Regions from separate parts of the Homo sapiens genome. Here region 1 is linked to region 2. Evidence: chromatin loops called from intact Hi-C (ENCODE). Cell type or tissue: natural killer cell. All regions are shown on one strand. Each heading gives the region's core, and the rest is flanking DNA. Links, peaks and the distances in the headings are about the cores only. Region 1 overlaps TMEM144 (transmembrane protein 144). Region 2 overlaps RAPGEF2 (Rap guanine nucleotide exchange factor 2).

Region 1 (5,397 bases), core at 277-5,276, 920 kb after region 2:
AAAATGTTGTATTGGCTACCTAAATCAGTGAAGGGAAACTACAAAGGTAAATCAGAAATGTACTGTGAGATCAAGAAGCCCGTAGCTCTGAGGAGAGACAAAAGTGTCTAAAATAATGAGAGTGTGAAGTGGAGAAATGGGCTAGTATTGTAGGAGACAGACAAGAGGAGGAGAAGCTTAATCAAGGAAATGACACCATAAGCTGAATGTAGGCTCCTTTTGAGGGGTAGCGTAGAGCCCTGTCTCTGTAGTTCTTTCTCTATCCTCCATGCCTCACACATGGTTGACATTTCATGAATATTAAATGATTAGAGTAGAAAATCCTGACTCAAAGTTCTGATTTTGTCACATACTTGCAGCATGGCTAAAAATAAGGCACTACAATTTACTGAGGCTCAGTTCCCTTACCTACAAAATAATATGGATTTTAAAATGAATATCAAATGCATTTACACATGTGAAATGCTTAACTTGAACATCTTTATAACACAGATGATACTGTTGAATTAAGGTAAATGGATGTGGATTTTACTAGTCCATATGTGAGTAGGGAACCCGCACAAAAAATGTGGACCTATTTTGAGAGTCACATGTTAAAATGAGACTTTTCCTATTTTATCAGTATTGGGGGCCTCAATTTAAAGCGTTGTAAGTGCCCACACTTAGGATTTCAAAAAAGAGAGTGCCAGGCCACCTTATCAGTTTGCAAAGGGGTGACTCTATTCAATGTTTGGTGGGTCCCGTCCCATTATGTACTTCAGGAGTGGGATACAAATATGTAAGGTGAACCTTGAAGCAACTTGGGATACTATTAAATTATACCACTAGAATGTCTCCATAGTGACAAAGTTTTATGTTTGCATAAATTTAGAATTCCTTTAGTTGAAAACAACCATTTTACAAATATGAGGAAGTTAAAATACCTCACAAAGTAATGTTACCTACCAGAGGCAAGGCCAGGAGGATCATCGAAGTTTTTTGGCTCTCAGATCAGTAATCTCATTACCATATCCAATGCATCTCTGTTTGCAAATTTGAAACCTTCTAAGACTCTAAGAGTGGGAATGATATGAGAAAACACCAGTTTGTTTCTTTGTATAAATCCAGAACAAAAGTTGTATTCCTTCTAATGTACCCAAAGAAGAGGAAAAAGAGGGGTAGCAATGAGATAAATAAGTGATATGTGGAGTTTGAAACTTTCTAAGTTTCTATAAGATGTAAAAATATTACATTTACATTGAAAATTATTATTAAAAAAGTCATGTAACTCTGTATTTCCATTGCTAATGTAACAAATTATCACAAATTTAGTGGCTTAAAACAATACAAATGTTGTTTCTTATAGTTCTGTAGGTTAGGAGCCTGACATGGGCTAACACCAAGGGACTGGCAAGGCTGTGCCTTTCTGGAGGCTGTAGGGGTGAATCTGTTTCCTTCTCTTTTCCAGCTTCTAGAAGCTGCCCACATTTCTTGGCCTGTGTTCCCTTCCCTCATCTTGAAAGTCAACAATGCATGGGTTTAGTCCTTCTCATAGGACATCACTCTGACCTCCATTTCCATCACCTTATCTCCTTCTCAACTCTGATTCTTCTCTTCCACTTTCAAGGACCCTTGAGATTACACTGTGACCACCTGGATAATCCAGGGTCTTCCAGTCTTAAGGTCCTTATTGACACATGCAAGTCCCTCTTGCCAAGTGAGGTGAACACTTCTTTTTGTGTATGTGATGAATAATATATATATATAATATATATAATACTACATAATATATACATAATACTATATATAATATATATAATACTATATATAATACTATATATAATACTATATATTATATATAATACTATATATAATATATAATACTATATATAATATATATAATACTATATATAATATATAATACTATATATAATATATATAATACTATATATAATATATAATACTATATATAATATATATAATACTATATATAATATATAATACTATATATAATATATATAATACTATATATAATATATAATACTATATATAATATATATAATACTATATATAATATATAATACTATATATAATATATATAATACTATAGATATATACACTAGTCTATTTTATCATTTACTACCGTAAAATATACATAAATCTATTATAAAATCTCCGTTGCTATTGTGGTGAGCTCTAGCGTTGCGACTATCCACTTAAAGCACCATGTGGTGCTAATCATCTCCAGGTGAGTCAACTGTCTCTCCAGTCAATTGCCTCTGGTGGTTATGATCTCTTGCAGTTCCTGTATATTTTTCATCATTTTTTATTGCAATAAAATTAAACCTTGTAAACCTTGGATAACACCATGGGACCCATATGGACCTCGACTAGTGATGCTGGAAGTGCTCCCAAGAAGCAGAGAAAAGTCATGACATTATTAGAAAAAGCTGAATTGCTTGATATGTACCACAGATTGAGGTCTGCAGATGCAGTTGCCCAACATTTCAGAAGATTCTTCTTGCAATCAGATGATGCAAACTTATGGTATCGGTAAATATAGTATAATACTGTAAATGTATTTTCTCTTCCCTATAATTTTCTTAACAATATTTTCTTTTCTCTAGATTACTGTAAAAATATAGTATATAATATATATAACATACAAAATATGTGTTAACTGTTTATGTTACAGGTAAGGTTTCTGGTCAACAGTAGACTATTAGTAGCTAAATTCCTTTTTTTTTTACATAAATACGTATTTATAGAAAGTATTTATTACTTTGGTTACTAAAAATTTACCTAAATGTTATGCTATGCACATGGTTCCACAACTTGCCTTTACGCAATGTGTTTTTTAGCTCTATCAATATTGAGACTTATAAGTCTAGTAGTTAGTAACTCTGAATATAAATAAATCAGTATGTCAGGAATAAAAGAAGATTTTGTAGTTCGGGGAGATGCTGTGCTATTAATCCTTTAAAATTTATTAGGATTTTCTGTTCCTATGGTAGAAAATTTCCATAATCTGATACAAGCCTTATTGGCTGCTACTTCTACTGAATGTAGTTCTGTCTCTGTACACAAGATGGCAGGATCTCTTTAGTACAGATGGGGTTGCCATTTGACAGAAAGCCAGGCCAGAAAAATGTAAAATAAACACTAGAATTTAGCCATACTAGATTAGGAGAAATAAAACCTAAAAGTCTCAAGAGAGTTAGGCATTCACTTCCTAAGGTGAGCAAACAAAATGCAGATTTGGCAACTGCCCATTTAGACTAGCCTCTAAATAATAAGTTGCTTTTTGGTAACCATTTTGAAAAAGCTTGTTTGGTACCAGAAACTATATACTATATAGAGGTCTGTGTGTGTGTGTATATATACACACACACACACACACACACACACACACACACACACACACATATATATAAATGTGTATATATATATACACACACATATATATAAATGTGTATATATATACACACATATATAAATGTGTATATATATACATATATAAATGTGTGTATATATATATACAAAGTATATATAGGGATATATATAAATTATATAGAGGTAATAAGACTGATTTTTCATTTTTCTTCTGAAACTGCTTTACTTCACATTTAAAATTTTGCATATAAATTGGAAATCCCAACTAAAGAATAATTAAAAGTTATCCAATATAAAATTCTAAAATATATTTAAATGAGAAAAATAGCTTTTGTATCACAATTTATTCAAAGTTTATCAGCATAATTTAATGACATTTCAGGTTAAAATTAAAATGAGTATAAGAAGTTATAGTCAAATATTTATTTGTATTAGCAATTCAATAAACAAACAGAAGCTCCATCACTTTTAAGTAGTATTCATTTAGAGGAGTAATAATTGTTTGGATGGGAAGGTGGTGAGCTTAGTAGCTCTTACATGGTGTTCTCCAATCTACAAAAACTTTTTTCCCCTTCAAACAACACATAATAATAAAGCTAACAATTATATAGTGTTTGCCAAGTACCAGATACTCATCAACATACTTTACAGATTTGAACTAATTTCAACCACACAATAACCATGTGAGGTAGATGCCATCATAAACTCCATTTTGTTAATGAGGGGCCTGACACAGAGGGCTTAGGAACTTGTCCAAAGCCACACAAATAAAATGAAGCAGAGGTGGGATTTAACCCATGCACATTGACTTCAGAGTATACACACAAATAAAAAGCTGTTTTGTTTCTCCTGCATAGCAAAGTAATAAACAGTACTATCAGGTGGGAATGGGTAAAATTTACATTTGAATAGGGGTTTCGTTATCTCAAAGTTTTGGAAACAATTGCAACAAACATTGTACTGGCAGTTCTGTTTCAGTTTTCTTTTTTCTTACAAATTTAAATTAAATTTCTTTTTTAGAGATGGGACCTTGCTATGTTGCCTAGGCTGGCAGATTTGCACTCTTGGGCTAAGTGACCCTCCTACTTCAGCCGCCCCAGCAGCTGGGATTATAGTAGTGCGCCACCCTGCCTGGCTTAATTTCAGTTTTCTTAAAAAAAAAAAAAAAAAAAAAAAACTAGCATGCCTGTCATTTTATTTTGCCTACTGGAAACCACCAGTTAAAACAAGAAGAAAACAGGAAACCTCCAGTTAAGAGGGTTTTAGAAAAGTGTATTTCAGAAAAAAAAGTTGTACATTCAAAAGAGTGGTTGTTTCCTTTAAATTGTTACTGATAACCTACAATCTCACTTTAGCAACATATCTGTGTGTATTTATGTACGTGAATATACTTGTGTATGTATGTATTATGTTATGCACATTTTCTCAATGATGAAAAATTTTTGTTCTCTGAGAATGGACTTTATCTGGCGATAATCAAAAGCATTATGAGCTAAAATGGGTAGATGATGTAGAGTTGGGCGATATTAACTTGAAATAAACAGAAGTTTTGGCTAACAATAATAAAATGGCCTTTTTAACATTTAGTTACCAACTATGCATTTACTTTATGAAACAAAGGATCCAAATATCTTTGGAATCTAATTCCATTAGAAGGTAAGGCTCTCCCTCCTCGCCCAAGGTATTTCTGCCTCACTTCACTGGGGTAATAGGTGAGAAATATGGACTGTAACTTCTTTGTATATGGACTCTATACTGTGTTCTAGATTATGCAACACTAGGTACATACTGTGGTAAAAAGAGCATCCTCGTATGTAATGCTATAATAATGTAGACATTTTAGTCACCCAGTAAAGTACTACCTTCATAAACAGTTCATCAGAAGAAATTTTCATTTTTATACTTGAATGAAACTCAATCTTCCTTCATTCTCACATTTTTGGGGAAAAAAATCATTTACCCACTCCAACAGTGGCTGAGATCCATTTGCTATATGAAAATGCACTCTTTTCTCAGCATGATCTC
Region 2 (5,397 bases), core at 146-5,145:
GGTTGAGGCCTAAGTGGTAAATGTCTATGGACTTAAACATAAGGAGGAAGAGAAAGGAGCATCTTGCTTAAAGCGACACTGGTCACAGGACCAGAACTGTCCTGATGCCAACATATTCTTCCTTGTTGATCCATCAGAGAGAGGAACTTGGAAAGATAAAAATGAAATTTATCCTTTTGGGCAAAAGATCACTAGCAATGAATTAGAGAGTTACGTCTTGAACATTATTAATAACGGGGTTAAAAGCTAGATTATCCAATGCTCAAATTCACATCTATACCCAAATGGTGAAGGGGCAGAAAAGGGGAAGTTCTGCAAGTTTCATTATGTTTATTGATACGGTATGGTTAAGTGGATATGCTATGGTTAAGCTGCAGTGTTTTATTTAGGAGATCTCAAATACTTCTACACTAAAACATACAAAAGAGCTATCCTAAGAAGGAGAGAGATGTAATAAAAGGAATACAAGCTTTGGAGTCAGATGGGCAGAGTTCAAATCCTGATCCCCACCACTCCCTAGCTGTGTGACCCTGGGTTTGTTAGTGAGACCATATTTGCAAAAGACGGTGAATAATATCTATGCAACTAGGCTGTGTGGCTGAAATTACACATAGTTTCAGTACTGATAGTTTCATGGCAAAATCAGATCCTGGAAAAAAAGGTGATTGAGTTCACTGCCAATGAGATCTGAATAAAAGCACAAGTAATCCTAAGAATATAAAATTTAAAATATTCCTGAGACACTATATATATCAGAATTTTTACAAATTAATGTATCCTTTTATGATGTGTCTGTATGCCAAAAAAAAAAAAAAAAGTTGAATGAATTCTTATAATACTTATAAGGGTCCCTAAATTGTCTGTTTTATAAATCCAGATTTTTATATTAGGTTTAAAGAGAAGTGTACCTGACATATATTTTATCACATCTGTTATAAATATACTTTCCAAATGACATTGGTAAGAAATCTCATATCCTTAAGATTGAGAAAGAGGAGAATGGGGAAATTTTCCAATTTGAAAACAGCCACTTAATTTTTCCTCCAAGAAAGATTGGCTAGGAACATATTTAAGACTGGCAGAGCTGGACAACAAACTGTAAGTATTTTCCTCTCTAATGTAAGTTTACCTTCCATAGCTCAAGACTGTTTTACAACACTTAAAATGAAGTCGTTAAAAAAAATTCTGCATGCATTCCATTAACATTTGGACCTACAGACTTTCTACCTTTAAAACATTCCTTATAATATTTACACTTCACTCTTAACATTGTTTAAAATTACAAGAGGTTTCCCACAAGTTTCAGGTCACATTGGAGTTACTGAAACTGACTTTGAAGACCTAATTTAATTTAGCACCGTTCTTGGATATTTTTTCATCTGTGGATGGTATTAGAAAACAAATTAAAATTTTGTATATATTTTCTTCCAAAATATATCCACACAACTGAAGTATTATTTGAAAAAAACCTGTTATATTGAAGTAATTCAATATAACACATCAGTAGCATATTGTCAGGTTAAACCTTTTTAACATTTTTTTGCAGTATTTCCCAAAATATGCCCCACAGTACCTTGTCCTATACAACATTGTATAGCATATATTTCTGCCAGGTTCACAAACTACATTAAAGTTCATGCAGGAGAGGGACTAATAACTTTACCCACGAATTTCCCAAACAAGGCTAATGCTGTCTTTGAGGTGGGGGCGGAGGGTGCCTGTTACCTCCAGAGCACGTATCTGCTAACACTGTGTCAAGCACACCATGTTCAAACCACCTCGTTCCAAGGCTCCCCACACTGGAATGAAACCCAAACACCAACAACCTCTTGTACCCTTTCCACATGATGACCAGCAGTCTTTGGGTACAGCCTAACACAAAGTCCCTCCAAACACTCTTCCATCCTCCTCTGCTCCAAGACCCCATTTAACACTGGCAGTGAACACTTCCTTTCTGAGCCTCTAAAGTTCTTACCACCTTGACCATTCACATTAGGGCCTTCACATGTGCTCTATGTGGGCACTTTAATAGGTTTGTATTTTATGTCCTCGATCAGAGAAGCACCTTGAACAAAGACACTCGTCTTCTCTTACATCTCTTTCTCAGCTCTGCATCTAGCAACGAACGGTGGATGTGCTGGGTGCAAAGAAAGAAAAGGGCAACATTCCTGCAGGGGTGGTGGTATGCATGATCTTAAGCACTCCCTGAGAACAGGGAGAGAAAGAAATGCAGGAAATGTGTTTTCAATCTGTGTGTTACGGCTTCAGAAAACTCACACCTATACAGGCTGAAATAATTCTGTAAATAACCACAAGGTGGCAGACTGGACCAACCGTCCTTCCTAGAACCCAAAAGCAGTCGCCGGTCTCGCAAGTGAGTCAACACAGAGATGGGGGTTTAAAGCATTCCTGAAGATCATCTTAAAGAATATGATGATTCCTTTCTCTTTATGTCCCTGACGAAAAGGGGCAGGAAGTCGGGAACAAGTCCATCAGCACTCCTATTAAAACTGTTTAACTTCTATCATCCTTAGCAGGGAAATGTTTATTTTAAAACAGCCTCCCCAGATCTTTGTAAAGCACCAGAGCAAATAAAACAAAAATGTCATATCACCAGCCTGCTGAGGTGCTTTGTGCATCCGAGTGACTCATACCCCAGAGTTACATCATCACATACTTTTGAACAATGTAAGAAAAAAAATCCATAGCAGAGTGTATGGTTTTCAAAAAAAAAATTATTATTTTAGAGTTACAATAATTACTTTAACCCTAAATCATATGAAGGCAAAATACTGTTTCTGAACTTACTAATTTACACCCAAAAGAAAAACAATCTCCTAGGATTGTGATTTCATTCAAATTCACATCAAAGCCCAGGAAAACCTGATAATGACATTACTGGTCATTGCTGATAAGGCCCTCGTATATTTCTTCAGCCTCGGATTCCTAAACATTATAAGACACATGTATGGCTTAAACTTTATTAAGACATATGTATGGCTGAGTGCAGCCATATATGTAATCCCCACAAATGGCTTGAGTCCAAGTTTGAAACCAACATGGGAAACACAGTGAGACCCATCTCTATAGAGAAAAAAGAAAACAAAATTAGCCAGGTGTGGTGACGAGCACCTGTGGTCCCAGTTACTGGAGAAGCTGAGGTAGGAGAATCACTTGAGCCCGGGAAGTTAAGGCTACAGTGTGCTGTCACTGTGCCAATGCACTCCATTCTGGGCAACAGAGCAAGACCCTATCTCAAAAAAAAAAAAAAGAAAGAAAGAAAAGACATGTATGAAGAATGCTAGAAGTAAATTATAAAGACTCAAGTCATTCCCTGTTTGTCTAAAACTTCTTCAGGTTTCTTTTCCAGAGGAAAAAAATAAACAAATCAATCAAAAAACTTCCTCAAGTGTTTTCCACTGAAAAAGGCATGCTTTTTTAGACTGAGTTTTTGAACAATTCCTAAACTTGAGACAAAGGTGATTAGTAATTACCTCATTAATTAGCCATAAAAATTACAAAACAGACTTGTAAATTACAACAAAACACTCTTTTATCCCATTCGTCTTCTAATTCAAGTTGGTGTCAGGGAGCCCCAGAGCAGTCAAGTGTCAAGGGACAAGAGCTGAAGAAGGTACCAAGTACTTCATAAATTTTAAGGGACAGATGAAGTATCATCTATAATCTGCATTCTCAAAGAGTTTATCTCTCATTGAAGAAAACACAAGGGTTAAATGATATAGTCACAACAGAAGTCACAGGCAGTTTTTATGATTACCAACTGGGTGTTATGTTTAGCAACCTAAAATGCATACTATGCACCATGTTAATTGTCACGTCCCTGGGAAAAATGATCCCGTAAGCAAGTTTCACTTGTTAAGTTACGATTTTTCATTAGAAGAAGCAACAATTTAGTTTTCACCAAAAACTCATTTTGTTAACAAATAAGAAAAGAGAAAGTGTCCAAAATCAGTTCGCAATTCCTGTTTTCAAGAGTCAGTATAAATATTTCCCCTTCAGAACAATGTATTACACCACCAAGCCTACAGCTTCCCAGAATTGCCATCTCTTAGGCAGCAAAAATACATTTAACAAAAGATATCTTCATTTTAAAAGTATCTTATTTTAATAGACTCTCAGACTGCAATATTTGTAGTCAAATTTTAATTTACATGTGTAGATTAACATACTATATTTGCACTGGTTTTTTCCATCAAAAGTTAGCAGGCTGTGAATGATTACATTTAACATTTAAGTAAAACAACCAAAAACAGAAATCAGCTGCGTATACACACAGAGAACAGAGGCACAGACATACACTCTCTCTCTAATAAAATGATTCCTGAACTATCTTCAATTTCAATTAAAAAATAACATCAACCAAACACCTTCCCCACAAATTCTCCTCTATCAGTAGAGTTAAAACCTTCAGCTTGGTGTTCAATTCATTTCCCAAATACAGTCTGGCTCCAGTTAAACCTCCTAGAAACCTTGTTGAGCTGGGGGTGGACAGACAGGGGCTGCTATACATCATTCCACTGAACTCCTATCTCCGCAACAAAGGGCCATAGAGTCTGCACAAATCACCCTCAGGAAACCTCAAGTTTCTAATACCAACCTAATTCCAGAGGCACTATCAACAGCACTCATTTTGAACATTCACTGTACAAATCTCAATAGTCCTACCACGGTAGAGTTTAGATAGTCTTAATAAAAGCAAAGCGGAATAGGTCACTGAGGACACCAGTTCTTTATTGCCTCTTAGCAAAAAAGAAGTACTCTTTGAATGGAAGGTTTTAAATATAGAAAATTTCATTGTAGCCATTTTTCTAGGACAAAAGACAAAAATAATTTGACATCTGTTTTTCCCATCTTGAATGTTTTACCAAGGAGTCAACCACCAATAGTACTACTTATTCTCAAATTTTCTATTTCTCAAGAGGACAGGAGAAGCAAATGAGAATATTCGACATATGTAATTAAAGCCTTCCACTATTGGTCAGAAAATGAGCTAAAATGCTAAAGAAATTTTAGGTCTGTTCAAAATTGATCTCTTTTAGACCTATCCATGAAAGGTGAAGGAGCAGAGAAGAGGAATAGTTTATCCAATCAGATAAACTATTTAGGGAAAGGGTGCAGAGGAGGGCAGTTACAGAAAATGCTGGGTATTACTGAATTTCAAAGAAGAATCAGAGACTTAAAAATATGTAAAAATATGTATTTTCTAATCAAGTGCTCCACTAGAAGGGACAGCAAGTTATAGTTTCTGAAGTATCTCACCTTTCAATACATGTTTTGAATTCTCCTTTGAAGCTAAGAATCTCACTTTACTTATCCTACTGATAACTGTTCTACCTCCCCCACTTACAGAGGAAGTAGCATGCGTGCATTACAACT

What was found. A loop is a pair of places that touch in the nucleus more often than their neighbours do. Peaks named below come from ENCODE experiments on the same cell type or tissue, not always from the same donor. Only the 100,000 strongest peaks of a DNase experiment are listed, where the experiment ranks them.
Region 1: a loop joins it to region 2, with 5 times the contacts of the local background. A loop is called at or near these places in 7 of 110 quality-filtered maps.

Annotation. Positions count from the first base shown.
Region 1 is chr4:158,253,588-158,258,984 of GRCh38, reverse strand. It overlaps TMEM144 (transmembrane protein 144), which reads right to left. Exons shown (of 13, transcript NM_018342.5): 13 at 3,569-5,397. Among named protein-coding and RNA genes, the nearest start is that of TMEM144, 46 kb to the right of the region's middle. In natural killer cell, for the core only: CTCF peaks have their summits at 2,901, 3,113 (motif pointing right) and 5,196; no DNase peak of the experiment used is centred there.
Region 2 is chr4:159,172,635-159,178,031 of GRCh38, reverse strand. The region is part of intron 1 of RAPGEF2 (Rap guanine nucleotide exchange factor 2); the gene reads right to left. Among named protein-coding and RNA genes, the nearest start is that of MIR3688-1, 46 kb to the right of the region's middle. RefSeq lists an enhancer at 1,914-2,646. In natural killer cell, for the core only: a CTCF peak has its summit at 2,315 (motif pointing right); a DNase peak (open chromatin) is centred at 2,331.